Regions from separate parts of the Homo sapiens genome. Here all the other regions are linked to region 2. Evidence: chromatin loops called from intact Hi-C (ENCODE). Cell type or tissue: GM12878. All regions are shown on one strand. Each heading gives the region's core, and the rest is flanking DNA. Links, peaks and the distances in the headings are about the cores only.

The links. A loop is a pair of places that touch in the nucleus more often than their neighbours do. Peaks named below come from ENCODE experiments on the same cell type or tissue, not always from the same donor. Only the 100,000 strongest peaks of a DNase experiment are listed, where the experiment ranks them.
Region 1: it touches region 2 in a loop (2.1-fold over the local background); 1 of 110 quality-filtered maps calls a loop at or near these places.
Region 3: it touches region 2 in a loop (2.7-fold over the local background); 1 of 110 quality-filtered maps calls a loop at or near these places.

The regions. Positions count from the first base shown.
Region 1 is chr4:36,647,277-36,655,813 of GRCh38, forward strand. No RefSeq gene overlaps it. Among named protein-coding and RNA genes, the nearest start is that of LINC02505, 9.6 kb to the left of the region's middle. RefSeq lists an enhancer at 4,093-4,162. In GM12878, for the core only: no CTCF peak of the experiment used is centred there; a DNase peak (open chromatin) is centred at 4,145; H3K27ac peaks cover 972 bases.
Region 2 is chr4:36,547,318-36,555,854 of GRCh38, forward strand. All of the region lies in intron 3 of LINC02505 (long intergenic non-protein coding RNA 2505), which reads right to left. Among named protein-coding and RNA genes, the nearest start is that of LINC02505, 90 kb to the right of the region's middle. In GM12878, for the core only: no CTCF peak of the experiment used is centred there; a DNase peak (open chromatin) is centred at 4,514; H3K27ac peaks cover 2,054 bases.
Region 3 is chr4:37,385,330-37,393,866 of GRCh38, forward strand. The region is part of intron 3 of NWD2 (NACHT and WD repeat domain containing 2); the gene reads left to right. Among named protein-coding and RNA genes, the nearest start is that of PGCKA1, 64 kb to the right of the region's middle. RefSeq lists an enhancer at 4,674-4,723 and a silencer at 7,702-7,751. In GM12878, for the core only: a CTCF peak has its summit at 4,847 (motif pointing left); a DNase peak (open chromatin) is centred at 4,845.

The sequences.
Region 1 (8,537 bases), core at 1,976-6,975, 100 kb after region 2:
AGATGCTGTGATTATCAGTAACAGTTTTTTCTTCTGAAGCTTCCATTGGATTCGCCTAAACAAAGTAGAAAAGATTAGTTACTGAAAAAGAGGATCCTCCATCTTCAAAGATGGTAGTGCTTCTAATAGGTACTTTCTCTCCCACTGAGTTCAGTGAAATGTTGGAAGAACTCACGTTCCTTTCAATCCTGTGAACTTTTGAATATTGTCTATCTAGTGGGACAAAGGCATCCCTCATACATTAGCAACGTTTCTGTCTTTTGACAAAGTGCTGTTAATGTTTCTTTTATTCTGTTTAAGATTTTATCTATTCAAGCCTTTAAAAGGTGATGAAGGCATTAACATGATTGCTTGGTTTGGGAATTTAAAGTAAAAACTACATCTTTAATACAAAGTATGAACTCAAAGACAATAATTATGGTGTTATATGTGTGTCCAAGTGCCAGGGAAACAATAAATATTTCAATAGTGAAAAACAATTTTCCTCAAGTAATGCCATTTATAAACAGAGCAATTGTATAATCAATTAGAACTGCATGAAAATAATTTGTAAAAAGAAGGCAGCAAATAAAGTATTTATCAAAGATCTGAAATTTTAAATGTATAATTATTCATTGCCCAGTGTTTCTTAGAAAGATTATTGTAGCTGCCTAAAGGAAAAGGAGCATTAAAATGCAGGTGAGTTCTCAATAATAGGTATTAGAGTTGTAGTTTCTCTATTTAAAACCATTAGGGTATCTTTATATTAGTGGACAGTTTCAGAAAGGCAGTAATGACTTCCAATTAAGAGTTCAGTCTGGCTGGGCATGGTGGCTGACACCTGTAATCCCAGCACTTTGGGAGGCTGAAGAGGGCAGATCACCTGAGGTCAGGAGTTTGATAGCAGCCTGGCCAACATGACAAAACTCCGTCTCTACAAAAAATACACAAAAAGAAAAAAAAAATTAGCCCGGCATGGTGGCAGGTGCCTATAATCCCAGCTACACCGGAGGCTGAGGCAGGAGAATCCCTTGAACCTGGAAGGTGGAGGTTGCAGTGAGCCGAGATCACACCACTGCACTCCAGCCTGGGTGACAGAGTGAGACTCTGTCTCAAAAAAAAAAAAAAAAAAAAAAAATTCAGTCTAAAGCATGCCTGGCTTTAATTTTAAGTCTACTAAAACCTTTTTTGGTTTGCAAATTAAAGTCAAAATTGCCAGTGATGCCGCCCTCTAGCTAGAGAAGGACTCTCAGTATACTTTATCTTCTAGAGTCAAATGCTCTGTAGGGCTTGGCTTCCTCCCATGACTTGTAGCAAATTCACCTGACAATTACCGTGCCAGGAGGAAACAGTTTTACCACATTGTTTGAAGGTTGGCTTTAGATTCTCTTTTATTTTTAAAAAATTTATTTATGTCTTTAATTGACAAATAATAATCGTACGTACAATATGTATGGGGTACAATGTGGTGTTTTGACATATCTGTACAAATGTAGAAAGATGAAATCAAGCTAGTTAACATATTCATCACCTCTCCTCCTTATCATTTTTTTTCATAGTGAGAACATTTAATGTTTGTCTCCACTGTTCCATGCAGTCAATTACCTAATATATCTTTAATTCACTCTAGATAATGCTATCCAAGTTGATGCATCAGATAGCTAAGACCTTTCATTTTAGAGCCACAGTGGGATTTTCAGTGTTCCCAATGTTGGGAGGGAACAGCATGGCTGTCCCATAGCTCATGTTTCCACATGGGAACATGACTTGTACTTTGAGCCATGTTTTGCTTATTGCTTCTCAGGGGAGGAGGAGTCATTTTTCTAATAGGTGTAACACTTTATTGGTGTGGGTCCACTTTTTCTTTCCTCCTTTTGGCTTGTGTACATATATGTACATGCATGTGTGTAAGACCACAGTTATTTGCATCAAGGTGCACTGTAGTTTGCTGTCTCCGAAGGTGGTAGCATTATTGGAATAGGCTATACCTATGTGGCAGAGTCTTGAATCTATTTTTTGGCGGGGGGCAGGGATGTGGAAGCTACATTGCCATTTATAAATAGAGCAATTGTATAATTATATGGTAAATCTTGGCAATAATTTGGCATGTTTATCTTTAACTGCTGAACCCTTCTGTTTTTTAAATAGTTCAGAATTCAGACATAGAACAAACAAGAGTTTTATTTAGTAGGTCCTTGAAGAGTCAAACATTAGGACATAGGCTGGAAACTGAGAAAGGCCAAGGTGTAGACTTTGAGGCCCAAATAATTGGCACAACCTGGGGTTGTAGCTTTAGGAATTAGCTTAAGTAAGATCAGTATTGAGCAGTTTTAACCTTATCAATTTGCAATGGCCCTGTTGTCTCAGGTGGCTAATTTTACAGTTGTGAAAATGTATAATTGTACAGTTACGAAAATGATTTCTAACTTGTACCACCTGGAGAGACAGGTACACATTAGAATCTGGTAAATAAGGTTTATGTGACTTTTGAAATTAGCAGAGCCCTGCAGCTTTTGACAGTGTCGATCACAGGCTGAAGGTTGACGTATGTGGTATGGGCCTCAGCACTTTCAGGCACCAGGCACAGAACTTGATAGGCCTGGGAATCAGGGGTCTTGATGTGCAGTCTCTGCAGTGTAACCTTGACCTCTATAGGCACCTATGCTGCAGGCACAGCAGCTTCAAGGATTATTAACAATAAGACTCTTGTAGTCCCAGGAAAAGCTTATTTTGAAACAAGTACAGTCTCAATTACTGCTTTTGTTGGGTTTTTGGCCACGTATGCAGGTCAGGAGACTGAGAGTTTAAACTGCAAAGGTGCCTGACATCTATAAGTGTTACAGGGCATTAGAAGTTGAGGCTTGTACCAGATAGAGGTAAATGATGCTAGACCAGCTGCTCGAAGTTTTGCTTCTTTTCCATGTTGTTTTTACCTACCTCCAGGACCAAGAGAAGGAACTGTGATTTTCTCCACAGGTTCCTAAGGGCAATGCTGAAGCAGATAGCCTCAAAGTTGTCCATTACACTCAAATCTTATCATCCTTTTAGATTTCAGTGGCTGGAGATTAAGACTTTTACCCACAGAAGGGTAGTAGCTTTTAATAATTAATAAATAATGAATGGATAATCTAATTATTAAGAGAATATACAAATTGCTCAGAATGAAGGAAAGAAATAACTCAATAAAATTGTTACAAGTGCAGAAGTTAAGAAGACAATTTAATAGGCCCATATCTCTAGGAATCAGATCTGCATAGAAAAGCAACGAGAAGCTGCAGCATTGGGAAAATACATTTCATTGTCAGATGAAATGGGAGCAGTGGAAGAATGTAAGTACAATAAAGGCAGGTAGTCTGGCTAAGCTGGAAGAAAGATATTCCTCAGGAAATGTTGACATTATAGAGAACAGACAAAAAAAAGAAAGGAAGTGGAAAATGAGAACTTGAACATCTATATACCCAGAAAAAAGTTGTGCCAGATTTTTTCTTATCTCTCTCAAATTGATTCAGCACTCAGGCTTGGAGGTAAAGAAAGTTATAGTTTATTGCATAGCCTGCCTTCTCACATCTAAACATCAGTTCAGCTATCAAGTTATTTTTTTCAAATGTAGACATCCTTGTTTTCTCTGCACAAAATCCTCAGTATGAAATTTGTAGCCTTTCCTAATCCAGGCCCAGCCTGCTGTCCTAATATCTCCTCATTTGTTTATTTATTCAATAGTATTTATTTGGAACATAGTAGCTGCCAGGCACTCTGCTAGCAAGTGAAATGCAATGGTTAACAACATATGTAGTTTCCCACAACATAGGCTTACTAACTAGATGGAAATGCAAGTATTGCAGACCATTTCCAAAATTGGTTTTTAGTTGAAATTTTAATGACAGTAAAGGAGACATACAATGGTCCTGAGGTCATATAACCAAGGGACTTAGCCAAGTCTTCACTGTCAAGGAGACGTGCCGTGAGAAGGTTAGGCTTAACTTTAAAAGTGAGTAGGTATTAGCTTGGATGGTAGAAAGATAGTGGCTTTGGAGGTGGAAGAAGTGAGATCATTCGAGCAGAAGGGAAAAGCATGTGAGAAGTTCTTAAGGTAGTCAGGAGCAGGCATAGGCCACTTGACAAAGAGAACTGTGCTTACTCTGGTGCAGTTAAGGCCCAAGATAATCCTCAAGGGTTGCCAAGTCAGGATGAAAGTGAACAAGAGGAAGCTGAGTCATCTGTGCAGAGTCAGGTGAAAAGGTGATGATTAGTGATGAGACCACGTGGGTTCTGTACCAACAGAAATCAAGACATGAGGTGGTTTAAAGCAGGTTATGAAGATTCCTAATGTAGACGGAAATAAGAGATGAGCCTAAAAGTTTTAACAGGAGCCAGATCCTATAGGTGCACTGGGACATTTTAAAGCTTGTGGTCTCCATTGAGAGTAACTGGAAATCATTGAAGATGTCTAAGGTAGGGAAGGACAGAATCATACTTGTATTTGAAAAAGATCACCATGGCTCTTCAGAGAAGAGCAAGCAGAGACTGTTACTCTCATTCACCATCTCCTGAATGTGCCTCATGCCTGATCATACCCACGTAACTACTCACCGTTCCTACTATTGAAGTATGTTGCCCTTACCAATCCCTTTTCCTACCTCAACATATCCAACTTATCAAAATCCCAGGTGTCCTTAATTGCTCAACAAAAATTCTGCCTGCTTCATAAATCTAACCATCAGTTCACAGATGGTTCTGAGAGTTCATTTTCTCCTCTAGCGATTAATTCCTCTTACTTTCACCTGATTCGTTTACAGTTAGAACATTTTACAAAGTATGACTGCTTTGTCATACTTTGGATAGTCTACCTTTTTATTCTGTTTTAGATACAAGCATTTTCCCACTGTCAACATTTTGAGGACATTTGTCACATCTTATCATCTCTATGTATCTACCCTTCTAGCATTTAGAATAATGACTTAGACATAGCAGATGGTATTTTTTTTATTGTAGCAATCTATCACACAGAGATTCTTAATGCATGATTTTGAAGGAGGTTGGGGCACTTAACAGAGAAATCCAGATGCGGAGTTCAGCAAAGAACCCGAACTGGTTTCTGCAGTGATCATCTCATTATTCCCTTGTTGGGCTGCCAATATCACCTGATCCACATTTTAAGACCTGGTTTCTAGATATTTCTTTTCAATTATTGTTTGCCTCTCTCATTAAGAAATAAATGCAAGATTTTAAATGTTTCACTGCCGGAGTTAATAGATGCTATTTGTATATTTGACGGATGTGATTAATAAGATCCATTAGAACAAAAAGAATATAAATAATTGCTTTGAGAAATAGAAAATGCTAATTGCTAGAGACAATCAAGGAGCATCCTTGTGCTTGAATAGGCAGCACCAAACTATGTAATTGCTTACTGCCCTCCCTTTGTGTTTTTACAGGAGTGAGAACTGGTGTTTAATTGTTATTCCATAGTTTCATTTGTACCATACACCTGCTGCTTTTGAATATAATAATTAAATCATTCAGTTTACAATTCCACATCATCTTTAAAAAATTATAACTGTTTAATTAAAAAGAATAAAAGTGACAGCTTGCAAAGTATCATTTTGCATTGTATTGTTTAGTCACTGGTATATCTCAGCTATCACATGCGAGAAACATCTCATTTCCCTTAACCACTGCTCAGAAGGACAGCCTCTTTAGGTACTCATGTCTTTTCCTCCAAACTATTTTATCTGACACCAAACATAGGTTTCAAGTTTCCAAGTAAAGTATGACATCTCTCTAGGTTTGTTGACATGTTTCCAATCCTGTGGGTGTCTCCCAAGCAACAGAATTTTAGGAGGACTAAACATAGTACATGAAAAACAGATGGAAATTGAGATGTTGATCAAGTGAACAGTAAAAGTATAAATCAGAAGAAGGACAGGCTTTACCTAGATGCTTGTAACCTAGTGATACTGCAAGAAGCTAGTAGGAAAATCAACAGCAGATATACTAGCCTCTAACAGGCAGAGCTAGAGGTGAGCTATAAGTTTGAGCCTGATGTGATAGGCAAAATATTACTCCCCATACCCTAGAAAACAGCCATTTCAAATTCCTGGAACCTATCAATATGTTGTTACATGACATAGGAGAATTAAAGTTGCTAATCAGCTGACTTTAAAGAGGAAAACTATCCTACATTATCTAGGTGGGCCAAAGTAATAACAAGGGTCCTTAAAAGTCTTTAAAAGTGGGAGAGGGCAGCAGAAGAGGTCAGTGGGAGCTGTGACTACAGAAAGGCAGCCAGAGAGAAATGCAACATTGGTGTCTTTTATGCTGGGAGTAGGGGTCCAAGAGCTAAGGTAGGCTGGTGGCCTCTAGAAGCTGGAAGAGGCAAAGAAATAGATTCTACCCTAAAACTTTCAGAAGGAAATGCAGGCTTGCCAGCATCTTAATTTTAGGCCAGTGGGATCCAACTGTGGCTTCTGACCTCCAGGATTATGAGATAAGTTTGTGCTGTTTGGAGCCACGAAGTTTGTAATAATTTGTTACAGCGGCGATACAGAACTAATAAAACCAGCATTGTCTGTTTCTGTCACTGTTGTGGGGCTTGGAACCCAAGAGGTAAGGAGTAAGAAGATGAGTCACTGTATCTGTGCAGAGCCAGGTGAGAAGATGGACCTATACTAGAAGGTCCAGGAGGTTCTAAACAGAGGGGACTGATACTTGCAGTGGTTTGAGCTGACACAAAAATATAAGTCAGGAATGCTTCCTTGACGCAGGGACCTCTATGCAGTTAACACCATCCCTTCTTTAAGATTCTCTCCTGAAATAGAGGAAAGCCAGTATTTGCCCGAAGCATCTGAATGGAAGGTCCTCACACATGTGGGTGAGTATCTGAGATCAAAGGACATTTCTCACAACTCACTGCTCTCAGCCATTCCCTTTATATATACCAGACACTGTCCGTGGCTAATGAGCTACTGATATTCCAGCACCTCCTCTATGTCATACATCAGTCCTCATCCTGAAGACTGTGGCAGGTTGCTCTGGTATAAGGTGATAATGCAGAGTCTCAAGGAGCTAGAAATAGCCTGAAATAGTGAGCAGTGAGATAGTGAGACTGGATTCAGCAGATCATAGCACTGACACACACCATAACCTCAAGTGTCCCCAGGTAGCAGTCTCTGTATCCTTGGACAATTGTATATGTATGATGGGGTGAAATCAGGCTACACATCCCACTCAGAATTTCTTCTAGAGAATCTATTGTTCCTAGAAGTTCTTCCAGGTGCTCTGTGGTTCTCCCAGATACTGGCCTTTAGTTGTAGAATGGAGATGAAAACTAGAGTTGAAGGGAGTCTTTCATTTGGAACATCATGCTCCATTATAAGAAATCCTAGCCATGAATTGAAAAGTGTATCAGTTATGCTGTGGCAAGAGATGTAATAGTAGAGAGACTCTTCTATTATACAAAAATGCAATTTCATTAGGCCATCATCAGGGGACAAGTAGACATGGTCCAGGAGAGAGGTGGCCATGAACCTGAAAAGCATAGATTATAACCATCTGAAATGATGATACAAACAAGTCTCTGCAGTTGGATATCTGTGTGCTTGGAAGTCCAAGGAAGCTGCTTTCTCACTTTGTACACACACACACACACACACACACACACACACACACACACACAAGGTATCTATATATGAAGGCAAGATAACATTACATGTAATATTCCAATGAGTGTGTTCACACTAAACATGGAAGTAACTGTGAAAAACAGTAATATCTGGGACTCAGGGTATAACAGACCTTTGGGTCACTGTGTTAGGCTGTTCTTGCATCACTATAAATACCTGAGCCTGAGTAATTTATAAAGAACAGAGGCTTAATTGGCTCAAGGTTCTGCATGCTGCACAAAAAGCATGGCGCTATTATCTGACTAGCTTCTGAGGTGGACTCAGGGAGCTTTTATTCATAGTGGACAGTGAAGCAGGAGCAGGCATCTCACACGTCGAGAGCTGGAGCAAGAGTTGGTTGGGGGAAGGTGCCATACACTTGTAAACAACCAGATCTCATTAGAACTCACTCATTATCACAAAGGCAGCACCAAGCCATGAGGGATCCACTTCCACAACCCAGGCCCCACCTCCAACACTGGAGATTATATTTCAACATGAGATTTGGACAGGACAAATAAATATCTAAACCATACCAAGGCTTGTGTACCAGATCCAGATTTGTGCATTGGACTACAAAATTTTATTTATATAGCATTCTGTGTTTGAATGGAGAAATGTAGGCAGCCAAAATGTTATGCATTACAGGTTAAAGTGAGGGTTTTTAAAAAATTATTATTATCATTGAGCTAATTTTTTTAAAAATTGACAGTCTTATATCTAAAGTCTAGGATGCAGTTGAATTCTGCTTTGCCTATCACCTTTCCAAATCATGAGATTCCCAAGGGAAGTAGACACCTAAGATACATAGAGAATGGAAGGTAAATCAACCCTTTAGTGTTAGCTGAGTCTCCTGTAGTATTTGCCATGGCAGAACTCTGATAAAGCTTGATTAGA
Region 2 (8,537 bases), core at 1,402-6,401:
CTGTAGCTTACACAGTGCATAGTGAATAGTGGATTCTAATTACAGCTTGTATTAGTTCGTTTTCACACTATAAAGAGTTTCCTGAGACTGGATAATTTATAAAGGAAAGAGGTTTAATTGACTCACAGTTGCATATAGCTGGAAAGGCCTCAGGAAACTTACAACTATGGTGGAAGGGGAAACAGGTACATCTTACATGGTGACAAGTGAGACAGAGAGTGAATGTGTGTAGGAGGAACTGTCAAATGCTTATAAAACCATCAGATCTCATGATAACTCACTCACTATCAAGAGAACAGCATAGGGAAAATCACCCCCATGATCCAGTCACCTCCCACCAGGTCCCGCCCTCAATATATAGAGATTATGGGAATTATAATTTAAGATGAGAAATGGGTAGGAACACAAAGCCTAACCATATTACAGCTTTACAAATTTTTCAACACTTTTGATTATCTAGCTTTATGGCAACCTGTACTCTCCTTGTCCTATTTTGAGAATTCATTTCATTCTAAATTATCTTTTTTGTTGTCAAACTCATTTCCTTCAATAATGAACTTAATGTTTATCTTGCCTGTTGGGGTTTTTGTTAAGAAAATGAAAACTAAATGCTTTCTTTGTCAACACTAGAAATGCTGGTTATAAAGCAAGATAGTGTAAAATTTAAGTGCAGTAAGAGAAATAAGAGAAAGAGTAAGAACCTCACGTTATACATGTTTAATTTGTTTCTCAAAACAAAATTTTTAAAATTTCTTTTTGGATGTATCTGTGGAGGTATTTTGTATCCATCAAGCCAACTCTAGTGTGCTGATATTATTTTGTGGTCTTTATTCTGAATGAACTGAAAGCCTGAAAGCCTAGATGGTGAGTGAGATAAATAGAAGGTGATAGAAATTTTCAGAAATAAAGACCTGAATATCCCTTCCCCTATAAACACAGAATTTATTATGTGATTCAATCATCACTTGTTCACTTTTGAAATAATGAGTATTAAATATTTCTTATTCTTCCAATTTTGATGTTTATATTTAGCATTTTTAATATAGATATGACACAACACTACTTTTCTGTGACCCATCTAATGGAATGGTGTCTGTGAAGCACACAAAATTCAATTTTTATGGCTCTTTTCCTTCCTATATATGATAAATGGAAGAGTGCAAAGCTACTTGCTATAAGTTAAGTCTAATTTTTCCTCTCCTGTATATATTATGTCAAAATCTATGCTATTTCGCCAGTGACAGCTAATGTTAGTTATGTCTTCTCTTAGGTTTCCCAAGTTCTGAAAACAGTGCACAACCAGAAAAGTCATTTACTTCCTTCAGCAAAATGGTTGGGAATCTTTCAGTTACTCTATTCTCAACTGTATAAAATTTGTTTCTATCATTTCAGGAAAACCATATTGCTCAACAGTCAGAAATAAGGAATAGTTTTGAGGTAAAAAGAAATGTCTTCGTGTTCTGCCTTCTTTAAAAATTTATTCTCTCTGTAAAATAGGTAAAGCATGTAGAAATCTTAAATGCTCCCAATGGTCAAATTATTTTTTAACAGCATACTATTTATTTATATTGTCATGGTTGAAATTATAAGAGTAAGGCACAATTTCTATTTCTGATCTAGTTTTCCATTCGCTTTACCCAGTAACTATTATATTTAATTTTAAAGATCTTCCAGAGTTTATCTGGCTCAAGTTTTATTTTATTTAAATGCTTTCCTAAACTTGTCAAGATTACTGAGTGTGGCCATGTTGCTATAGAGTATAAGTATTATGTGTAGTCAGTATTTACAAGGTATTTATTTTAGTTATTTCTTGACTAACTTCAGGGTTGGGAATAATAATGAAATATCATTATCTCTTCTAAACAAATTAATGCTACTTGAGCTCAACATGACAAATTTTCTAATCCAAATAAGTTATCCTCTTTCAGAGCCCTGAGCCCAGGTAGCTTTTACTTTAATTTTATGGGTGAATTTGCAGTCTAATTAATTTTCTAGTATCTTTTAAAAGAGGCCTGTGGCCAGGTAATGACAAGGACAGATTTCCCTTCCACTGTGTTCCATGGATACCAGGATATAGATGACTCTATCAGCAAATGCAGCTTGGCAATAAAGTATCATGAATCAATCCTAACAGTGACTCATCTTTCTTGACATCCTCTTCAATGGCAATCCCGCCTGCGAGAAGAAGCTCTTGCTTTTTTCTGAATACTGATACATGTGGTCAGAATATTAGAGAAGGAAGGATGGTCTAGAAGCAATAAAACAAAATTCTAGTTTCACTCTTACTGCAATTCCAAAAAAGCAATTATATTTTAGCAATAGTAAAGCCCGTGAAATCTCTATCACATTATAATTTTTCCCTCACTTTTAGAGCCATATTTTACCTTGCTATGTGACCAAGAGATTTTTTAACCCTAAGTCTAATCTTGAGATTTCTATTTCATTTTCATTTTATTTCTATAAGTCATACTTTCAGAGGCAAGGCTCCTTCAGTGTAATTGATATGCCTGTCTTACAAGAGCTTAACGTTAGGGGAATAACTTTCCCCTTCCTTTTCGAACATACCTAGTGATAACAATACTCAAAACTAATGTTCGAATACAGCTTTAAAACATATCTTAAGCAACAAAAATATTTGTTCATGCAACCAACAAAGATTATTTTCTCCACTATTCTAGTTGAATTTGTATCTATTTAATAGGAAACGCAGAACTATCATGTGACCAAAGACTGAGTTAGTTTCTCTCACATAGTTTCTTTCATTTTGGGTTACTTCCTCTATATTTCAAAAAAAAAGTACGAGGCTTGGGGTAGTTACAGGACACAAGTTTGTGTTGCTAGAAAATACGGGGCAAAACTGTGAGCCCCAAAATGCTGACTCCACATTTAATGCCATTTTTATTAAGCCCCATTAGTAATAAAAAATAATATTAATGATATTTATGAAGTACTCACTCTGAAATTGTAGATGTGCAGGACACTATAGGCTTTATTTCATTTAATCTTAACAACACTATGACATAAATATTAGAATTGTTCCCACTCTACAGATGAAGAGATTAAAATAAAGGATAAAATAATAAAAATGGCATTGCTTCCTGAGCTAGAATGTATTCAAGTGGCGAGTTCCAGAGTGCCCACAGCTAACCACTTAGCTGTACTGTTCCCAAACACTTCACTTGAAAAAGAAAGGAAGTACCATGTAGAACTTTCTCATATCATAAGTATTTTGCACCAAATTGTACATTACATTCCTCAAATAATTCACAGAATCACTCATCAAAGATAAGTTCTATCTTTCAGGAGCTTCATGTGCACATGTAAATTCAAATCTACCTTTGCATCCACACAATTATTTTTTTAAAAGTAAGAATGAATGCTAGTGTCTTAGTCCATCCAGGATGCTATAAAAAGCACTATGAACTAGGTGGCTTATAAACAACAGAAACTCATTTCCCAGAGTTCTGAAGCCTGGGAAGTTCAAAGTCAAAGTGCTAGTAGAGGTGATGTCTGGTGAGGACCGTATTCTAGGCTGCAGACTGACAACTTTTCATTGCATTCTCACATGGCAGAAAGATGGTGAGAGACCTCTCTGGGGTTCCTTTTATAAGAGCATGAATCTCACTCATGAGAGCTCCACCCTCATGACTTTATCATCTTTCAAAGGCCCCCACCTCCTAATACCATAATATTGGTGAATAAGTTTTAATATATGGATTTCAGAGAGTGGTGGAGAGAAACATTCAGATTGTAGCAGGTAGTAAAGACAATGGGAAAAAGATAGAAGACAGAGATAAATGAAGAACCAGCTCAGCCCCTCTTATTCCCAGACCAAACTGAGGGTCAGGCTGCTCTTTCCTGTGGCCCAATAACTGGATGCAGATGAACTGGGGAGGAAGAGAGTTTTTATTTCTGTAACCAGTTACAGGGAGAAGGCCTGAAAATTATTGCCAGGCCAACTCAAAATTACAAAGTTTCCCAGAGCTCATATAACCTTCTAAGCTGTATGTCTATGTGTAAGTGTGGATTCACCTAAAGACATATGGGATTAACTTCTTTTAATCTATAACTAAGGTCTGAGTCCTGAAGACCCTCCTCTGGAGCCTCAGTAAATTTACTTAATCTAAAGGGGCCCAGGTGCTGGGGTGATTATCTTGTCTCCTGCTAAATCACGGAGGTTTGGGGAGTTCTTTCAGGCTTACAACAAACTTGTTTTTGGAGGCCTGGGGAGTTTCTTCAGACCCACAATAAAACTTGTTTAATCCTAAATGGGTCCTGTTAAGAATTCCTTCTTTATTTTTTCATGCTTTAAGGCCAAGGAAAAGCTTAGGCAAAACTCTTGGTGGGCTCTTTGTTACATTCCAGCCTTTGTATAAGGGCACTGGCTTTTAGTATTTAACTTAACCACTTAGTCAGTACTGAAAGAGTTGTTATGCGTTAGTGAAACCTGGCCTGCCACGCTCTCTTCTCTTTCACAGTGAGTTGAACCAAGGTGATGATTTATAAAGGTATGTGGGAAGTCCCAACATGCTTATGAACATGCTGTTAAAAATGTTCATTTCTGGGAATTGAACCTCAAAGTCCTGATTAAACTTTTTAGCTTATTTCCTAAAGTCCAGTGTGCCGCAAGGCTTTGTAGAGGTTGTATTTGAACAAAGTCTAAGATGGGCTAGGGAGATAACCAGGATGAAAGAAAAATGAAGCTTTGCTCTCTTTCCTTTTTCTTAGTTGGGGACAGGTAATTTTGTAAGAAAAGACATGTTTGAAAGATGAATGAGTCATTTTGCGGGTGATATTGGCAAGAACATTTAGCTTCCTGTGACCACATAGCAATGTTCTTAAAACAGGTTTTGATGTTCAGAGATGAAAGTACCTAACATAGAAAGAGGCATGAATATTCTTGAAAAGAGCTCATATTAACACTAAGTATGTTATCAGGATTATTTTACAAATGATCAAGGCTGCAGTTCCCACTTCCCATATTTCAGTTCATTCCCTGCCAGCATTCTTTGAATTAATTGATACTATCATATTCTATCAATTCTAAGACACTTGAGTTTTCCACATATTACCATCTCGAAAATAGAAATGCATTTTGTAGTTGGCATCATGTGATTGTAAATTGGCAGTTGTTTTTTTTCCTTCCTTTTTCAGGGAAACAAAATAATGAAGTCTCATAATCAGTGCTATCTTCAGATTAATGACATTCTCTATTCAGGAGGTAAAAGGAGACAGTGCTGTTTTTTTGTGTTATTTCTATAAACACAATAACTTATATTGTATGATTCAGAGGGCACTAAACAACTGATTGTAATCTCTGATTATCACACATGACGCCTGACATTCCAAGACTAGTAACCGATTCTTTAAAAGTAAATATTGTTTATTCCTAAAGCTTTAACTCTGAATACTATCTCGTTTGGCAATACTTTGGACTAATCTCTAGGATCCAGAAATCCATGGTTATAATTCACAGTTTCATAAACCTAAAATTGTGTGTGTTAACACTTTTGTGTGTGTATGTGTATATAGCAGATACTTTTAATTCCCTGCCCATATCCTCTTGGCATTAATTTTCACACACACCTGATTGTTTACATGAAAAACTGCAAATTTTTTGAGGGTTTTTTAATATTATGTGTGCACATTTTACTTGCACCTAAAGCAAGCCACAAGTGCTTGGGAGATAATGATCATAGAAGCAGCCTTTGAAAATTATGGAAGGGGCATTGGTAGATAAATATTTCCATTTCTGTGCTCTTGGTTGGGATACCTCTGAGGAATATCGTATACTATCTCCAGATTTCCTCAGTAGGATTGAGTTCTGATTGTCCACAATGATAGCTGGCTTTATCATGAAATTTTATTGGCTTATTTTCTTTACCTCTCTTATTTCCACACTCCTGTGCCAAATTAACTATTTGCCCTTGAATCCTAATAGTTTATACACATATTGTCTCTCTGTGTGTCTGTGTGTGTGCATGCACATTTTTTTAGAGAAAATGTGCTGTTTAATCAAATATGTTTGATTAAGAACAACTATCTTATTATGAATTTGTTAGCTCTTTTAAAAATAGGATCTGATTCTGAAAAGAGAGCTGTGAAAGAATTAGCCCAGCATGCTCCTTGTATGCCTCCATGGAACCTTGGAACCACAATTTACCTTTGACCAACTTCTGGTAATCTGGGCCTCAGAAGACTCTTTATGTTGACGATTGATGATTCTGTTGTATACACCTGGAGAATAGACTATGCCATGTGAGCTTCTCAAGCTTAACATCAAGATTGATGATGTGTACCTAGTTTTATTGTTGGGTTCCTGAGTTGTTGTTACCATGGCTGGTTGTGCAGCAGGAGGTATCTACACGAAGAGCCTACATAAAAGCCTTCTCTTGGCAGATTCTCCTTTTATATGTCCTTGTAGTTCACATCAAAAGAAAAGCACATCCTATATAATGAGGACTAGGAATCGTGTATTTGTCCTCTCTAAACTCTGCCTAATGCCTGCCTTCCTATTGTTCTTGCTCTGTACCCTTTTGCTCTAATGAAACTTGGCTATGAGTACAACCTCTGTTGCATCTTATGAGTCCTAGAGAGTAAACCTACTTGAGAATGTTCTTGAGACCTCTGAAACAAGCACCAAGTAAATTTTGGTAGGAATGCAGAGAGCAGAAATGTTTACTCCTAGGACACCTTCTAGGGAAAGGCGTGCCAAATTGACGGTTTCACATTTGGGGTAGATGGAGGAAATCTGGAAGGCTGGTGAGTAATTCTGGGCTATTGAATTCTCTCCAAAGAAGAGCCTGTAGAAGACTATTATACACAACTTCACTGCCTGCACAAATCCTGCTTAAGATTCACATTTAGAATAAAGAGCAAAGAAAAGTGTCTCTTGTTATTCAATTATAGAAGAGATTGGTTAGCTCCTTTGTCATCAACATGTGGAAGACTAAACTGGTCACTAGAGAAAGTGTTCATCAATCTGTTTAGCCTGTAAACCTCAACTTTGAATACGGAAGTCAGAAATGGCAGGAATCTCTGCTGTTCTTATTTGGGAAATAGAAAGTTGCAATAAGTTTGGACAGAATTTAAATAGAGTGATGCAAACTAATAAAAGAATGTACTAAGTCGGGGCCTACCTTGCAGCAGAACTGGCAGACAGGAAAGCCACATGCTCAAGAGTATAAAAAGCATGTAATTCAGACGATGTCTTTTAACCTCCTCAGTATTTAAAGGCCCTAATAGAGGATTTTCTGCAGGTCAAATAAACTAGATAAATAATATTAGGCTGGTGCAAAAGTAATTGCAGTTTCTGCTATCGCATAATGTCAAGAAACACAATTACTTTTGCACCCATCTAATACAACAACTACATACTAATATATAAGAGCAGGTCTGCTATACTGGGTTTCTAAATGAAATCATTTTCAAATAAACTTTATTTTTCTATTTTTCTAGAGCTTACTAAACTTGTGGAGTACAGAATCATGAATTTGGACCCACCATTTTATGTTCAAGTCAGTGTATGCCACAAGAACAGTAGGAAATACTTGAGCAAGATAGCATTTACTTTGTTGAAATCACTAATGGCTCTTCTTCAGACAAAAAAAACAAACAAACAAAACCCTTGATGGCAAGTGCTATACATAGTGACAGTTCACCTCATTTTACTACTCCTCTGTTTCCTAAAATTTAATTCTCAGAACATTCAAATTACACTTGTCAGAATTTGCTCACCATATTGACAAAAGTAAAAACAAAAAGAAAATAACAAAAGGATTAATTTACTTTAAAAGAAAAAGTAGATTACAGTAGTCCTCGCTTATCCACAGTTTTGCTTTCTGTGGTTTCAGTTATCCAAGGTCAACCACTGTGTAGAAACATAACACACAATAAAACATTTTGAGAATGCAAGTGAGAGGGAGAGTGAGGAGAACATTCTCCTAACTTGTATTACAGTATATTGTAATAATTGTTCCATTTGTGAATGGAAAATGAATCTTGGAGCCCCCAAATCACTAAGCTGAAGGGAAAAGTCAAGCTGAGAACTGCTTAAGGTGAACCCGTCTCCCATTCTATTCAAAGTCACCCCTTTGATCACTGAGATAAACGCATATATGATTTCTCTTTTTTTTTTTTTTTTGGAGAGGCTAATCAGGAACTCAAAAGAATGCAACCATTTGTCTCTTATTCACCTATGACCTGGAAACCCCCTCCCCACTTCGAGTCTTCCTGTCCTTGGCCTTTGCTTCGAGTTGTCCTCCCTTTCCAGACTGAACCAATGTTCATCTTGCATATGTTGATTGATGGCTCATGTCTCCCTAGAAAGTGTAAAACCAAACGTGCTCTGACCACCTTGGGCACACGTCATCGGGACCTCCTGAGGCTGTGTAACCAACACGCATTCTCAACCTTGGCAAAATAAACTTTCTAAATTAACTGAGACCTTCTCAGATTTTTTGGGTTCATACATTTTATTATTAGTTATCATTGCTGATATCTTATGATGCCTAATTTATAAATTAAACTTTTTCATA
Region 3 (8,537 bases), core at 1,758-6,757, 840 kb after region 2:
TAAAAAATCATCTTTTCTGTGAATCTAGCTGTTGGAAATCATCAGGCAAGTGGGTTTGCTAAAATTTCACCACCCTGACATACCCTCCTATAACTGGACTCCCACAAAGGGTCCTGATCCTGTGAAACTTGCTGCTCAAGAGGAACAGAGCAGCGTTCTCTCTGCCCACAGGTAAATACCAAAAAGAGATGCCTAATTTCATCTCCCAGAGCCTCCAAAGAATCATTCTGTGTGAGGACTGATTGAATAGGGGTGAAAAACCGGAAAGTGTTACTACAGTGAGGGTCCCCTCACATAGAAACATCAGGAGCACAACAAAAGTTCCACCTTAACACCAGGCTGAGGGGCCATGTCCACCAGGAAAGCATAAGCTACCTCATGAGAACAAGGATGAGAAACACAGAAACTGGTTGGACAAGATGTTATTAATGATATAAACATCCCTAATAGTATGATAGAAATTAACTGGGAGGAAGGATGGATTTGGGGTATTATTGATAATAATGTCTACCAAGTGCTCAGCACATGCCAGGAATTCTAAGTATATTCATTAGCTCAGATGTACCTGACCACAGAGTTTGAGCTCTTAACTATGTTACCATTCTTTGTTGTCTAAAACAGAGTACTATAAAGAAATACTTAATTTGGAGATTAAAGTTTTTTAAATCTCTGAAAATGTGTCCTTTCCTCAGCACATCACACTACCAAGGTGGTTGCCACAGAGCTGTTGTCATGTGAGGGCTCAAGAGGCTTTATTCCCTTGATTTTGGACATTTAGGGATTTTGTGAGATTTATCTGTGGTACTTGTTCATCATACTGAGTTTTGTTATTTCTCTATAAAGAAAGATTTCCAGGGATTTCTACAGCTAAACTCTGCTAATGTTGTCTAGAAGAATAAAAAAAGCAATCCTAAGTGTGTATTGAAATAAACTACAGTACACACACACACACACACATAAATTCCAAACAAAATTAAATTGACATGAAACCATCATGAATTTATAGGTCTTTTCCTAGCTTGAAAATTGAACATAGAAGTGTAGTGTGGTTTCTGAACTTTCTGGCATCCTTTTTCTACCCAAGCCCTAAATGTTGGAGTGTCCCAGGGTAGGTCCTGGGTGCTTACTGTACTCTCTGCAAATACAGGCTTTCCAGAAGATCTCCTGTATCCTAACTTAGCACTCAGGATCAACTGCACACCCTGAACATGCAGTCCCAGCTCTGACCTGTGCTCTGAGCTCTGGGCTCCCTATATCTGCTTGGATGTCTCACAAGCATCTCAAAGTCTGTATGTCCAGAGCAGAATTTTTTATATTATATTTGTTTGTAAACCTGCTTTTTCCCTACTTATACAGTTTGCATATTTGTCCCCTCCAAATCTCATGGTGAAATGTGATCACCAATATTGAAGGTGGGACCTAGTGGGAGGTGTTCATGGGGTGGGTCTCTCATGAATGAGTTGGTACCATTCCCACAGTAATGGATTCACGCAAGATCTGGTTGTGAAAGAGATTGGAACCTCCCTCCTCTCTCTCGGTCCCTCTCTTTCCGTGTGTCATGTCTGTTTCCTCTTCGTCTTTTGCTAGAATTGAAAGCTCCCTGAAGCCTCACCAGAAGCAGATGCTGGTGCCATGCTTCTTGTACAGCCTGCAGAATTATGAGCCAAGTAAACCTCTTTATAAATTACTCAGCTTCAGATATTCCTTGATAGCAATGCAGAATGGACCAACAAACCTAACCAATCAGTTCGGTAAATGAATCACTGTTAACTACATTATTCAAGCAATAAACCAGGACATTATCCTAGGTCATCATCATCCAGTGGAAATTAAGATGAGCCACATATATCATCCTGAAATATGACTACTAGAAAACTACTAGAAAAAATTAAAAACAAATGGAATTAATTTAATAATGTATTTAACCCAACATAGCCAAAATATTGCCATTTCTACACCAATTTTTTTTAATGATATATTTTAAGTCTTTTGCATGCAATGTCTTTGAAATCCAGAATTATTTTATACTCAACAGTATAATCTCATTTCTTAACCAGCCACATTTTAAATGCTTAGTAGCCATTCGGGGCTAATGACTACCATATTGGATGTGGCAATCTTAGATCTAAGCTTCCTGGTTCATTCCTGCAATCAACTCCATCAACATATCATGTTTTCACCCTCTCTTAAATATATATGAGCCATCTGCTTGTCTGTACGTCCTGTATCTTCACCATCTTTCACCCTCTACTGTAGCCTCCCCTAGAGATTCCTCATAGCTCCTCTCATCCCCGCAGCCTGCTCTCCACCCAGCAGCCAGAGTAACCACTTTGAAATATTCTTTTTTTTTTTTTTTTTTTTTTGAGACAGAGTCTCGCTCTGTCACCCAGGCTGGAGTGCAATGGCGCGATCTTGGCTCACTGCAACCTCTGTCTTCCAGGTTCAAGCGATTCTCCCGCCTCAGCCTACTGAGTAGGTGGGATTACAGGCACCCGCCATCATGCCTGGCTAATTTTTGTATTTTTGTACAGATAGGGTTTCACCATGTTGGCCAGGCTGGTCTTGAGCTCCTGACCTCAGGTGATCCACCTGCCTTGGCCTTGAAATATTTATTCTTATAACAACTATTTATTAAATGATTTGTGCCAGGTTCAAATCATACCTCTGGTACTTATGAGCTGAATGACCTTGGGCAACTTGCTGAACCAATCTGTGCTTTAGTTTCCTCATCTGTAAAATGGGAGCAATAATAGTATCTGATTGATATTATTAATAATTGTACCATATGGGCTTGCGATGAGGATTCACTTAGTTAATAGATGTAAAGTGCTTGCTACATAGTAAGGAGTCAGCATAGTGTTTTGTTTTGTTTTTTTAAGACAGAGTCTCTGTTGCCCAGACTGGAGTGCAATAGTGCAACCTCAGGTCCCTGCAACCTCCGCCTCCCAGGTTCAAGCTACCCTCCTGCCTCAGCCTCCCAAGTAGCCAGGACTACAGGCATAAGCCACCATGCCTGGCTAATTTTTGTACTTTTAGTAGAGATGGGGTTTCACCATGTTGGCCAGGCTGGTCTCAAACTCCTGACCTCAGATGATCTGCCCACCTCAGCATCCCAAAGTGCTGGGATTACAGGCGTGAGCCACCACGCCTAGCCGACAGCTGTAGTTTTTAAGTTGCTCTGCTGGTTTGAATTTTGGATACTGACTTCTTTAAGTGAGTTTTACTTCTATTGTGGAAAATATATATTTTTATATTGTGGGAAATATATATTTCTATTGTGGAAAATATATATTTATGTTATATATCATATATAAATATATATATCATATATATCATATATAAATATATATCGTATATATCATATATAAATATATGATATATAAATATATATATCATATATATATCATAAAATTTGCCATTTTTAACCATAGTACAAGTCAGTGGCATTAATTACATTCACAATGTTGCATAACCATCACCACAAAAACAGTTGTTCAAAAACGTTTCCATTACCCCAGACACTCTGTACATGTTAAGCAATAACTCTCCCACGTGCCCCTCCTCCAGCTCCTGATATGGGTTACTGACTTTTTAACCTCTATGATGGTGTCTACGCCTAGTTCCAGAAACATGGAGAGTTGATAAATAAAAAGGAATTTAACATAATGCCTGCTAATACTAAAAGGTGGTGAAAAAAATAAAACCATGAGAAGGGATGGAGGCTGGGGCTGCAATGACAGATGATCAAGAAACACCCCTCTGAGAAGACATTTGCCCAAAGGGAGGAATGAAGCAAAGGAGTTAGCAATGCAAAAGCCCTGCCATGTGCTATTCATGCTGGGAACCCTTTGAATAAAACCAAAGCTCATTCCTTGGCCCCAGGGGCCTCTCGTCAGAGCCCCTGCCTCAGGCCACTCTGTTTCTCCCCACAGTGCTGATAATTCTCCTTTCCTTTGAATGTACCCACTTTGAAGCCTGGATTCATGGGGAAAAAGAAAATCCAATCTTCTCCTCTTTTGTACAGGTTTAATGTGTATTAATATTTTTAAAAATCAGTGTATCAATATTACAAACTTTCAATATTTTACAGTTTATCATAGCGAGAAGCAAGAGCCCAACACCTTTGGACTTAAATTCTGCCTCTGCCTCTTTGTCACTTTTCGAATCCATCCTTCCCCTCTGCTGGCTCTACAGTGACAATGGCTGCAGTTGACTGAGAGCTTTTCATGTTAGTCGTTCTGGCGCTCAGTTTCCTCAGCTGGAAGAGAAATCTAATGCCTGCCTCACGGGTGGTAGTGGCGGTGGTGAAGGGGTCAGAGTGAATACCCAACGCAGATGGAGTCTCACCCTTCATCAGCATCAGCTGCTGTGAATATAACTTACATTTTTTCTAACAGCTATGCTCCTTTTCTTATAAAATAACTTTGGATGTAAAATTAATATCAAATCATACGCATTTTTTTTTTTACACAATGGAGTCTTGCCCTGTCACCCAGGCTGGAGTGCAGTGGCACAGTCTCGGCTCACTGCAACCTCTACCTCCCGGGTTCAAGAGATTCTCCTGCTTCAGCCTCGCGAGTAGCTGGGATTACAGTCCCCACCACCATGCCTGGCTAATTTTTGTATTTCTGGTAGAGATGGGGTTTCACCATGTTGGCCATCGTTGGCCAGGCTGGTCTCAAACTCTTGACCTCAGGTGATCCGCCCGCCTCAGCCTCCCAAGGTGCTGGGATTACAGGCGTCAGCCACCACACCCAGCCAAATCATAAGCATTTTGTTTTAGTTTTGCTCTGTAGAGTTCAGTCTGAAGTTGCACTTTCATTCTTTAAATGCAACAGTTCCATCTAGTGGCCAAATTGGCTAGGGCAGTGTTTTTATACTGAAATTTAAGTATATGTACATATACTTTAAGTATATGTACATACTTTAAGTATATGTACATATACATATGAATAAAATGCAGTAGAAAATATCAGAGTGCATATAAAATGTTTTATGAAATTTGACGGCTACATTTCATAAAATGATTTTACTGAAATATTAAACTATATTCACGTGTGTGCTTGGGCATAATCTGAAATTTTTTTTTTTGACAGTGAGTTATTTTTAAAATATTCAGAAAGTCACTGGTCTAAGAAATTTGGTTTATAGTAAATCAGGGATGAATACTGGAATTACCTGGGGAGCTTTGAAAATACGATTGCTTTGTCCCACCTCCAGAGGTTCTGATTTATTTGGTCTCTAGTGTCACCTGGGCATCATGATGTTTAAAACCTACTCAGGCGATTATCTGTGCAGCTGAGGTTGAGACTTACTGCCTTAAATCCATCAAAAATTAGAGCCAGGAAAGACCTTTGAGATGATCGACTCTCTTAGTTTTGTGCATGAGAGAACTGAGATCCAGAGAGTTTAAATGACTTGCCAAAAGTCATACTGTAATTAGCAGAGAAGCTTCATGAAGGACCTTGACAGATATTTTGGAGCCTGGAAGACGTTCGGTAAATATTTTATTTCATTTTTGGAAGACTTTTAGAAAGGGAAAGGGAGACAAAATGGAGAATATCTAATGTCTGTCTAGTCTGTTTACCAAATCAAGTTATAATTTGCTTTTATATTTCAATAAAGTTGCAGAATTTATCTGTTAAGTGTTCATTTAGAGTTCATTAAAATTAGATTCTGTGTCTCAACACAATCTACCTCACTGATTTTTTTGTTTTTCACCAACATCCAGTTTGGGTGCATTTACCACCTACATCTCAGAGTACAGTTCGATTATTTTACCTGTTTATTTTCCACTCAGAAAATGTGTTTGTGGGTTGGTGATTCCTTGTCTCTTGCTAATAACTAGGAAATCACTTGCGGCTGTTCATCAAAAACTCCACAGCTTGTAAAGGATGATGAATTAAATGACATATCATACTCAAGAACTCTATTACCTGCTGAGAAAGAAAACACATATAGATTTTTAGGATAGAAAGGACATGAACAGATCAGCCAGAATATAATCATATGTGTTACATGTAGACGTGCCTGCAGGCAGCTAGCTGGTCAGATAATGCTCATGCATGAACTGGAGGAAGGAGTGGGTGTATTTTGGTCAGCGGAAGCTTCCAAAAGATGCTTTTTGAGTGAGGAGAAAGGGAGGGATTTAGAGATAAGTAAAGGCTTGAAGGTATAAGGTTAATAATTGTCTTGTTTAAATTAGAATAAAAACCTTTTGTCATGGAAAATGAGAATCTTTGAGAAGATATGCTGGTATGTGGGGAAAGAGAGAAATATTTGGTCAAGATGTATGCATGGGTGAAATGGGTATGTGGGTTTCTCTTACTAGGAGTTTTTAGTGATACAATGTCAGAGTCCCAAAAGACCTTCCAGGTAAAGCCATCCTCATCGTCATCCAGATGAGGAAGCTGAGACATGGAGACCTCGCTGGGTGACCCCATCGGCCCCCACAAGTCCTGTGCCCTCCTGCCCCGCTGTCTTCCCCCAGCTATAAAAGGCTGTTACCAAATTTAAGAGATAATGAAGAATCACTATATTCTGCACATGTCTTCATCAGCTTAAGTATGTTCGTTTAATAAATTAAAACACGGGCTGGGCACGGTGGCTCATGCCTGTCATCCCAGCACTTTGGGAGGCGGAGGGTCGATTACTTGAGATCAGGAGTTTGAGACCAGCCTGGCCAACATGGTGAAACCCTGTCTCTACTAAAAATACAAAAAAATTAGCTGGGCGTGGTGGAGCACCTGTAATCCCAGCTACTTGGGAGGCTGAGGTGGGAGAATTGCTGGAACCTGGGAGGCAGAGGTTGCAGTAAGCCGAGATCGCACCACTGCACTCCAGCCTGGGCAACAGAATGAGACCCTATCTCAAAAAAACATAATTAATTAAAACATGAATAAAGGTAAAAGCAAACTCTTAAATCCGTACACCTGAGAGTGTAGTACAGAGGCTTGAGCCTGATACGCTCCCATCAAAACTGAAGACTAGAACGTGGATGATAAAACATGATCATTGAATAGCTTAAAGCAGACCATTTAGATCCGGGTTTCCCAGCCTCAGCTATACTGACACCTTAGGCCAGATAATTCTCTGCGGCGGGGGCTGCTGTGCACATTGTAGGATATTTAGCAGCATCTCATGGTGTCTACCCACTAGATGCCAATACTAACCCCTCTGCCCCCACCCCAGATTGTGACAGCCCAAAATGTCTCCTGGGGAGCAAAATTCTCCTCCAACCTCTATTGAGAATCACTGGTGTAGATGATGTAAGAATGTTTTGGAGTACAGTTAGCGAAACTAGGATCAAATGAGTGCGAGTGGGCAGGGAGTCACCAGCAGTGGACCTCACTGAACTGTGTTACTCATTTTGCTAGCTTGAGCTTGGCCCTTGCTAATTGCTCCTACAGAGCTCTGCACACTGCAGGGCACTCAATAAATGCCTCTGAGTGAAGACTGACTCAGCAGTTGGCAATTTATTCACCTTAACGTTGTCTCCACCAGTCCCAGTTTTCTGACCCTTCTAGAGTCATCTTAAAACTAGAGGAGCTGATCTCTCTTTTGGAGAATTTCCAAGGACCATGGCAGTCTCTCATTCACCCTAGGATGTCTGTGAATGTTGTGGACGCTTCAGAAATTCTCTTGACCCAAATCTCGGTCTGACATAAAATCATTTCCAGCCACACTCAAGTGAACAGCGCCTGGGAGCAGGCAGTCATTTGGTTCCCTTCTCTGAATGCATTGGCTCTGATCCACGGCGCCTCAGGAAGTGAAAGGGAGCAGGCAGTGAGGCCAAGCCATGAATGTTGGGCCCTTTTCTTAGAAAACAAAGGGTTCACTTTAGGCTAGGAGGAAACATCCGGGGGTTGGGGGGAGACTCTGACCTTGATCAGAATCAAATAAAAGATGGGATTCAGAGAAAACTGTCTTTCATGCTATGAATAATCATCATTTTGTTGGGCCTTTTATATATTTTCTCTGTCAGAAATTTTACAACAGAAATGATTGACCCTTAAGTTTTTGGAAGGGGTTCTCAAGAAATTTTAGTAGTTTTAATTTTCTTAATCAAGACCTTTTGTTATTTCCTAGGCTATGTGTTGTCATGAGAAGAAATGTCAAAACATGTGATAAAGAGTGGAGAAAATCCATAATTACTCAATATAAGTACAACTGGAAAGTTTCCAAAGAAGATGGTCCAGACATACTAGGAAATGCAAAATGGATGCAACTACTACCACAGACTCCTTAACGGGCCATTGCGTCTCTTAGTAGGGACCACTATTTTAATCTTTCTTTCCAAATACATTGAAAAGCTGAATTCTCTGCAGCAGCGAGCACTCTGTTGGCTTGAATTTGGGGTTACTGGCTTCCTAACTTCCCTTCTGCTATATATATTCTTCACAGCTCCTGATGTAACACGGACTTCTGCAGATTTCCTGTTAACTTAACATCCCTCTCTCCTCTCAGAACTTTCTGCTTCTTAAGGCTCAGCTCCATTGGGCCACTTGAATTGGTCTGATTCCTTTACTCCCTAGGCT